2 separate regions of the Mus musculus genome follow, and region 2 is linked to region 1. A link is a loop called in an ENCODE intact Hi-C map of the cell type or tissue named here. Cell type or tissue: heart. All regions are shown on one strand. Each heading gives the region's core, and the rest is flanking DNA. Links, peaks and the distances in the headings are about the cores only.

Region 1 (4,396 bases), core at 231-4,230:
ATGAATGTGGCTCAATGCCAAGTGTGAAAGCAGAGAAGACAGGCGAAGCTCCACCTCCAGCCAGGACCAGCAGATGCTTCTCTTCATGATGCTGTAGGTGAGAAGAAAACAAACCAACCAGCCTAGCTCTGGTGGCTGATTCCCCGCATTGTGAGCAATTAAATCAGGGCCGCATGAAGGCAGAACACTTTGGCGTGGTGCACTGTGCCTCAACAGAGAGCTGCCACAGAACCATCCTTTCAGAGCATTGTTTTGATTCTGTAAGCCAGTTTTGTAGCTGATTGTATAGTCCATTTCCTTTCTTGGCTCAAAATGGGTGGAAAAATTAAAGGTATGCTTGGGAAAGAGCGGATACTGTGTGGGCAGCCTTGTAACAAAAGCTCGAGTCTAATGAAAACCTGTAAATTCCAGGAGTATTGCAGGATCAGCTAGTAGGTGTAATAACTAGTAATCTATATAACTCATGAAGCTTACGCCCTGCTCACTCTTGTAGTGCCGCCTCAGTGAAGAGGATTTGCCTCATCTCTAAAGGGATGCAATATTTTAAACCCCTATTTCCTCCCTCTTAAGCATCTCTGGTTAGTGGGATCACATGGTGGGTCCTTTCTGATTTCTGCTTCATACTTCAAATTTAATTTATTTGAATGTGCAAATTGGTTTGACAGCGATGTGGTAAATTGTGCCTGGCTATGAAATGTAAACTTGCAAGGCACAGTCACCTTCAAATACATTCCCACAGGCCTTATCTGATGCCATTGTGCTTGCTGCAGGCATCTCTGATCAGACCAAATCAGCCATAATCAGGCAGTATTTACAACTCAACCAGGTTTACAACACTGACATCTGGCTTGTGAGAGCAGGTGGCTTTCAGTGGGAGTTCCTGGATGGTTTCTCAATCAATTCTTGTGAATACCTTTAGAGATGAAACAGCAAAACCTTAATTCTCCAAACCATAAAAGGAGACTACCTCTACTTCTTTCTCCCTCATTTTTCCCCTGTAAATCCAGATTATTTCCCCATACAGCTTTTGGTATGATGTACAGAAACTAATTTATTTTCTTGAGATGAATGAAAATATCATCTAGCTAGTTTATAGGTCTCTTGCCTAACTTTCTCTCACAGTGGAACATTCAGTCACTGGAACACTGGGACTGGAAGGAGGAATGGCAAAGCAAGATGTTAGAGGGCTTTTGGGCAGCTCCCCTCTTTCAGTAATTTCACTATTAATGAATGACTTAGTCTCTATTGTACCACAGCTCTCTTCCATGATCTAAAGGCAGAGTTTGGTGAAATGAGAATGCCTCTTATCTTTTGGAGTCTGTATTTTATTTATGTTGGTCCATGAAATCTACCATCTCTGTCGTTGAGCTCAAATCAGTCTCTCTCTCTCCTCTCTCTCTCTCTCTCTCTCTCTCTCTCTCTCTCTCATGCATATGCATGTGTGCATTGAAACTGGTGACACAAAGAAATACAGAAGGACATAGACTATCGTACAATCTTTGTGTTTATATTAATTACTATCTCCGTTGACCTAACCAAATACCCAGCAAAGCAACTCAAGGTAGGAAGGTTTTGGCCCACATTTTGATGCAACAGTTCATCAGTGTGGAGAATACATTGTTGGCAGTAAGAAAGGCTCTGGTGGTAATCGCCTGATTGGCAAGCAGTTGGTTATATTGAGTCATCAGCCCGGAACAGAGCCATGAATGCTGAAACCTTGTTGGTCTGTCTCTCTTTTGTGTGTGTCACATGGTATGATGATGCCCATATTCTGGGTTGATCTTTCTTCCTTCGATAATTTCTGTTGAACTGCCCTCACAGACATGCTTAGTAATTTCTTCTAAATGAATACAAATCCAGAAAAGAAAGACTCCCATAGCCAGTCTGTTAGGAATTAAAAAAAAAAAAAAAAAAAAAAGGAATTCCAGCTCCTCTAGAGAGCGCCACCTGGTGATCAAGCTTTTTAATACATGGCCCTAGGATGTTCAGCATCTCTAATGGGAAAGCTGGGGACATTTAATTAGAGAGCATCAGACCTCTTCTACTCTCCATATATGTATCAGTGATGCTGTAATCAGAAACAAGTTCTTTCTGTTCATCTGTTTTGGACTTTGTTGTGGGAAATATGCCCAGAAAAGTGACCCCTTCTAAGATCAGTAACTTAGAAATCACTTTTTTTTTCCCTGCTCAAGTGATCAGCCAGAGACTCTACCCTGAAAGTGTCCCCTTTTGTCTTAGAGGAAGCCTCCGTGGCTGTACTGAGTCTATACGATGTTGTGGGCAACACATAGCTTTGGTTGTGCTAGTAAAATATAGAATAGTGAAAGATGCTGTGTCTTATTCCTTATTTTGTTTGTTTTGTTGTAAAAATGCAAGAGAGGGAAACCATTGCCTCATGCGCAATGAAGGAGTATCTGGGGAATGCTAATGGGGTTCTCCATTTGTTGCCCGATTCTTGACTCTTCCTAACTGGAGAGCCATTGCAGTGGACCAGTTTGAGAGTGCCAATAGAAACGGATCTAAGTCAGACCTGTAAATGAGGATAAGGTTGCCTCTAGCACTCAAAAGAATGACCCAAAGATGCTGTTCCAGTTTAGCATTTCATGTGCTGATGATGTTACCCATATTCCAGATTGAACTCAGGGTCTTGCACATGCTAGGCAGGGGGTGTTATCAAGGAGCTTCACCCCTAACCCTAATACATTTGTGTCAGTGGTGCTCAGGGCGAACTGGTTGAGCTGACTGAATAATACTTATAATTACCTATGATGACAGGACTTATATTTAACTCAGGGCTCTGGATTGTTCCCTTTCAATAAGTGGTTTTAAGAATGGTTCTGTGTTTTGAATGAGTATGTGAGCCTAAATCTCCAGGATGATATATTGTTGCCACGCTTATGGGAATAGAGAGCTGAATGTGATAGAAATCTGGTCTGCAGGAATGTGAGAGGCCATGTTTTTTCTGGGACACTCTGAGAGAAGTAAGGGGAAGGTGTACTAAATCCTCCAGCTACAGGCTGCCGCAATATATATTGCATGGAAAATGTAACCCAAGTCCATACTAGCAAAGTGCATTTGTCTCCAGGTGACGAGAGAATGGAATGAAGAATTTAGTCTGAAAGCTCTAATCAAGTATAATGTGGTATTAGTGATGTTCAAGTTCTCTGGTAGATATCACTCATTTTTCTCAGATTTGGTCATTGGAAAATTATATCATGACATCTTGCTTTCTTGCTCCTGCTCTGTCTTCTTGCTCCTGCTCCCTGTCTCTCTCCATTCCCCTCCCCCTCTCTCTCCACATGCTCATGGCCAGCCTCTACTCCACTCCTCTCTCTGCCTTTCTCTGTCTCTACTACACTCTCAACTCCCCTCCCCATGCCATGAATAAACTCTATTTTATACAAAAAAAAAAAGGAAAGAAAAGAAAAGAGAAGAAAAGAAAAGAAAATTGTATCACAAAGGAGGCTATTCAGTGGAACAATAGGGAAAGTGGTTCTTTTGCCACTCTGTCAACAGACAACTTTTACTTATAGATTTTGATTTTCATAGGTTACACTTTAGTTAATGTTCAGTTATATGAACTATTTTATCCATTTTATCAAACTGTATTTGACATTTGAGTTTTACCTGGAATTTACCTGAGAATTATTTATTTTAATTCCCATCACTGGCAAGAGAGGCCCCTTGGTATTGCAAACTTTATATGCCCCAGTACAGGGGAACACCAGGGCCAACAAGCGGGAGAGGGTGGGTAGGGGAGCAGGGCGGGAGGGGGGGAGGGTATAGGGAACTTTCGGGATAGCATTTGAAATTTGAAATGTATATAAAGATAATATCTAATAAAAAAATAAAGCATAGACACTTTCACAGTCTATATGTTCCTCATCACTGTTCTACGCTAAAGGGGAAAAAGAAGGTCTTGAAGAAACACTCATCTGAGCTGAATAAAATCCCAAGTCTTTACTGAATAGAATACTTGAAAATACTGAACCAAACTAACACTATGAAGAAGGACATAGCTTAGAGTTCTAATTAAATGAACACTTAATTGAGTATTTCTTTATCTGACTTAAAACTATGGTGGTGGTATCAGTTATAGGATCTATTAGCACAATTTAGATTTCACTTAGCTTGGGAACCCATGGAAGAAAATAGGCCTCAACTCTTCCATACAGGTTCTCAACGTGAGGTCAAACTTCCTCTGCAGCTCAGTACGAAGGTTAGGGAATGGCACAGGTTGCTTTAATATCAATCTTTTTGAGATTTACCATCAAATAATAAAGTGAACTCATAAATGCTGATTTTCTAATTCTAGTACTTAAGTTACAAGGAGGCAATATATTTAATGACATAAAATTCATTTTAGCATAATTAAAAATTTAATTTTTACCTTCAT
Region 2 (4,396 bases), core at 178-4,177, 620 kb before region 1:
AGCAAGGTGCTGCCTACTGAAGGTTCCATAGCGTCTGCAACTGTGCTACCCACTGGAGACTAGGTGTTCAGACAATGACTCTATCAGGGAATACTTCATATGCAAATCACAAAAATTACTTTCCATGAGCACTTAGGTTTGGGAGGGGAAAATTAAGCCAAAGGAACTATTGCTAGCTGGAGAGAGCAAGAACTTTTGGTGAGCCCTTCACATCTTGGAATACCTACAAGGGCCGGGTTGTGTGTGAGTGTCAAGGGGGCTGATAGGATGAGATTTCTCTAGAATTTTCTCTAAAAAAGGGAATTTCCTGGAAGATACTCTGGTGAATAGTAAATTAGGTATTTTTGCACCTCCTTGGGAATAGAATAGAGTACCTTGAAGTACATACAAATACTTAAAGAAATTAAGCTATGATAATGTTGCTTTTTACGATCATAAAATAAAAAAAAAACCAATAAGTCTTACTGACCATGTATAAGTCTCTGAGAGCAAAGTGGTAAAAATGAATGCCAATCTTTCTCTTCAAGACAGTAACAAGACAGGTTTGAGTCCTTAAAATAATAAATTTTAATGGCAAACAGGACTTTCTGAATAGTATATAAAACATAGAAACGTGTGAACAGCAAAAATTATTATTTTTGAAAATAACAAAAAATATATCAAGTCTTATAGGCAAACAATAAGCTGGCCAAAATATATTAGCTATGCAGGGATGCTGTCCTGATGGGTAAAGTTCTCATCACACCTTTAAAAAGACATAAGCCAGGGCCTGCAGTATGTTCAGTGGGGAAGGCACCTGCCTCCAAGCCTTACAGCCAATCTGAATTCTGTCACCAGGTCCTGCATGCTGGAAGGTGAGATGCCTGAAAGGTGTCCTCTGGCCTCCAATCCATGTCATGGCACCCCACCCCCACACAATAAACAAATAAAAAGTATTTTTTTTTTTTTTGGTTTTTCGAGACAGGGTTTCTCTGTATAGCTCTGGCTGTCCTGGAACTCACTCTGTAGACCAGGCTGGCCTCGAACTCAGAAATCCACCTGCCTCTGCCTCCCAAGTGGTGGGATCAAAGGCATGTGCCACCACGCCCGGCGTAATTTTAAAACATGATAAAAATAAGACAATAGACAAAGGGTCAACTGTGTGGCTAGACAGTGGATAGTAACTTTAATTCATTCAGTTCACAGGTTTAAGAAGATGCCCAACTATTACTGTAAAGAAAGAGATTTAGGCCAGAAGAGAAAAAAAAAACCAAATTTAATTGTTAAAACATATTAAAGCTTTTAATAACTCCAGTCAGTGGATCTATGGAGAAATTAGCCCATTCCTCATACTAGGAATTAGAATTTTTACAATTTTAAAGAGATTGTACATATGTATCAAAGTCTGTTTGTTATGTTAGTTGCTCATATCATGAGGCACCATGTGACTGATCATCTGTAGTCACAGCTCCTGAGATGACTCAGTTTTCACTCAATATCCATATGCATTTCTAGTGTTTTCCTTAATTTTTCTTAGGACTACCACAGCCTTGCCTGGCTGGGCTTGTCTAGCACTGTGGGATGTGAATACAGAAGGCAGAGAAACTCATCTCCATTTTACTTTTGCCTTGCCATTGCCAAAGTGCTTGAGAGCAGCTTTAAGGCACGGATTGTGTGTCATGGCTCACAGTTTCAGAGGTTAGATTGTGCTGGTGGTGGTACTGAATGTATGGTGGAGCAGGTCAGTTTGCTTCTTGGTGGTCAGGAAGCAAAGAGGAGTAGGTTCTAAAGGGCAAGATAGCTTGGAGCACCTGTCACCAGGACCTGTTTCCTCCATCACGGCCCCACCTCTTCCTCCCTCTACATCTCAGCACTGTTTAGATTCATTCCTTAGATTCATCCATTCCTTCTATCAGAGCTTTCATGGCCTACTTAGCATCCTCAGGGACACTTACTAAACTCTTAGGCGCCTCTTTATCAAATCAAGTTGACCGCCATGCTTAACATCACAGTCTCATTTTAGGATAACTAAGTGGGCTCTTGACTTAGCTAGAGCCTGTAAATCATCAGTCTGAGGGACTTCTGAAAGCCATGAGCAAGACCACTGGTGGCTCTGGATGGTGTAGGCATTCTCTGCATACAGCCATGAGGTTTGTATCTTGCCTTTAACTGTGAAGAGCTTGGGTGTTCTGTGAGGAAGGGTGTCTGGTGCCTCCTTTCAGGAGGAGAAAACTGAATCTTTGCTGCTCAGGCTTATCTCTGTGGGATGAGAACAGTTATCAGCAGGAACTTCAACCCTTGGGTTCTGTCACTTCCAGCAGGTGGCACTGCAGCCAAAGTTTTACAAACTCTAGGACTCACCCAGGGATGTCTTCCTTCTTTCCTCCCAAGATCATGATGTTTCATTCTAAGAATCTTAATTATACTAGCCGTGTCCTCATAGGATTTGAACTACATCTTTGAGAATGTAGGAGGAGAGAGTGTGAGAAAAAAAAGTCTATAGCTGGGGGCAAAATGGTGGTAGCTGAGGAGCCTGGGTGCATAGGCCTGTCCTAGGAAGCTCAGCAGGACCAGAGGACCCTCAGCCCCCACCCCTTTCAGATAATGAGGATAAGAGGCAGCTTGGGGGAAGTTAGCTGCTTATGCACTTACTGGCCATCACCTCAGTTAATTAGTATCCAACTTCATCTTTCCAGCAAGGTCTCTGGCTCCTGCTTCCTGGTTCCCTGGTACCACCCCTCCCTCTGCCACACTTCCTTTGAGCCCTCTCATACCCCACCTCTGTCTCCTGATCTTTCCCCAGGTTTTTTTTCCTCTCATTTTTTTTTTCAGATTCCCTGAAAGAAGTGTAGTTTTCTGTCTCCAAACCACCTTCTTCCACTTTAGTCCTAATTAGGCTCAGTCTATGATAAGAAATGTGGAGAAAGAGGGTTCTGATTTTCAGGAAAAGCATGAAAATTTGACTGCTGAGCCCCAGACAACAGTGGGTATTCACACACCTTACCAGTGTGGCCACCATGAGCTCTGCTTGGAAGTCTGAGGCTAAGAAAGCCCCTCCGACCTCCCGAAGATACCCGGTCACAGTAACATTAGCCAGCCAGGACACCCGCGACCATCATCGTTGTTCCCCATGGCCTCAGGTCTATGTATGAAGATTCACATTCAGAGCAGAGCATGGGACACCATTTTCTCCTTGGTAAAAATAAACAGTATATGTGGTATAAAGAGTTTAGACTGAAAACAGAAGTAAACACTGAAAATAAATTATACTTTCTTCAAAAAGGCACTGTGGACAATTTTTGCCACCAAGTTTCAAGGAATCAATGTAGTGTCCCAAAGGTAGATATTTGGTTCTATTTTTTTCAAGTGACTGTCACTAAAACATCTAGACACAGACTCAGTAGATGGCACTATCAATCTAGACACGAGAGCCTCCAGAAGACAGCGTGTGCTGATAGGCCTAAACCAGTCTGGGTGCTACAGCCTTAAACCAACTCTTTCTAGAGGACTCTCTTGGCCTCACTACCACAAAGAGCCTTTTCTAGGGTCCAGAATAGGGCTGGTGGGTCTAGATGGGTTTTTATAGTAGGGGGGTTCAGGGCAGATGTCATCATGGGTTTGACATTGGCTTATTGTATGTTAGGTTGAGAAAGTACTTCTATGAGCATGGTATTTCATATGATTGATTATCAACCTGGCAGGATCACATGGGGATGGGACTGTGGGCCTGTGAACCAAGTGCTGAGCTGTGGACAAAGTGCCAGGCTTTTCTCCTTCACTGCAGAGGGAGCAGCTAAACAGTCTGGAAGGGGTAAGGGGCAGGTGTTAAATAAGTTAGGGTGTGTAGGACAGGCTAAGGAAGACCTTCAGACTTCTGTCCTGGAAGGATGTGGTTTTGATGGGAAAGGCTACCACCTGGCTCAGAGGATGTACAGCAAACACTTACAGATGGGGAGGTTAATAGAGGGGTAGGATTGTGGGAGGTGCCAGGGTATGAATGTAGAAGTCATTTATTATTATTATTATACTATATATAAAGATACTATTAGCAGCTAGTCAGTAGATGTTAAGAATTCTTATTGTAACTTGCTATGCTGTGTTTGGTTAATGTCCCTGATAGGCCTGCTCTTTTCTGAGGAAGGTGTGCGGGAGATTTATTAGAGGAGAAAGGTAGTAGGGTAGAGGTTGGGGGAAGGGGAGGGAGGGGAAAGCAAACCAGTGGGGATGTAATATATGAGAAAAGAATAAAAGAGAAGAAAATTCAAGAAATTATATATATATATATATATATATATATATATATATATATATATATATATATATACACTTCCTGCTCTTGTTTACACAAGTGCCGAGTTGCCAAAACATTATATATTTTAGGCCTTAATTCTTTCTGCATATTCTTCACTTAATTGAT

The links. Peaks named below come from ENCODE experiments on the same cell type or tissue, not always from the same donor. Only the 100,000 strongest peaks of a DNase experiment are listed, where the experiment ranks them.
Region 2: a loop joins it to region 1, with 16 times the contacts of the local background. A loop is called at or near these places in 17 of 42 quality-filtered maps.

The regions. Positions count from the first base shown.
Region 1 is chr13:10,939,794-10,944,189 of GRCm38, reverse strand. No RefSeq gene overlaps it. Among named protein-coding and RNA genes, the nearest start is that of Gm40666, 270 kb to the right of the region's middle. In heart, for the core only: a CTCF peak has its summit at 1,957 (motif pointing left); no DNase peak of the experiment used is centred there.
Region 2 is chr13:11,561,734-11,566,129 of GRCm38, reverse strand. All of the region lies in intron 100 of Ryr2 (ryanodine receptor 2, cardiac), which reads left to right. Among named protein-coding and RNA genes, the nearest start is that of Ryr2, 540 kb to the left of the region's middle. In heart, for the core only: a CTCF peak has its summit at 2,288 (motif pointing right); no DNase peak of the experiment used is centred there.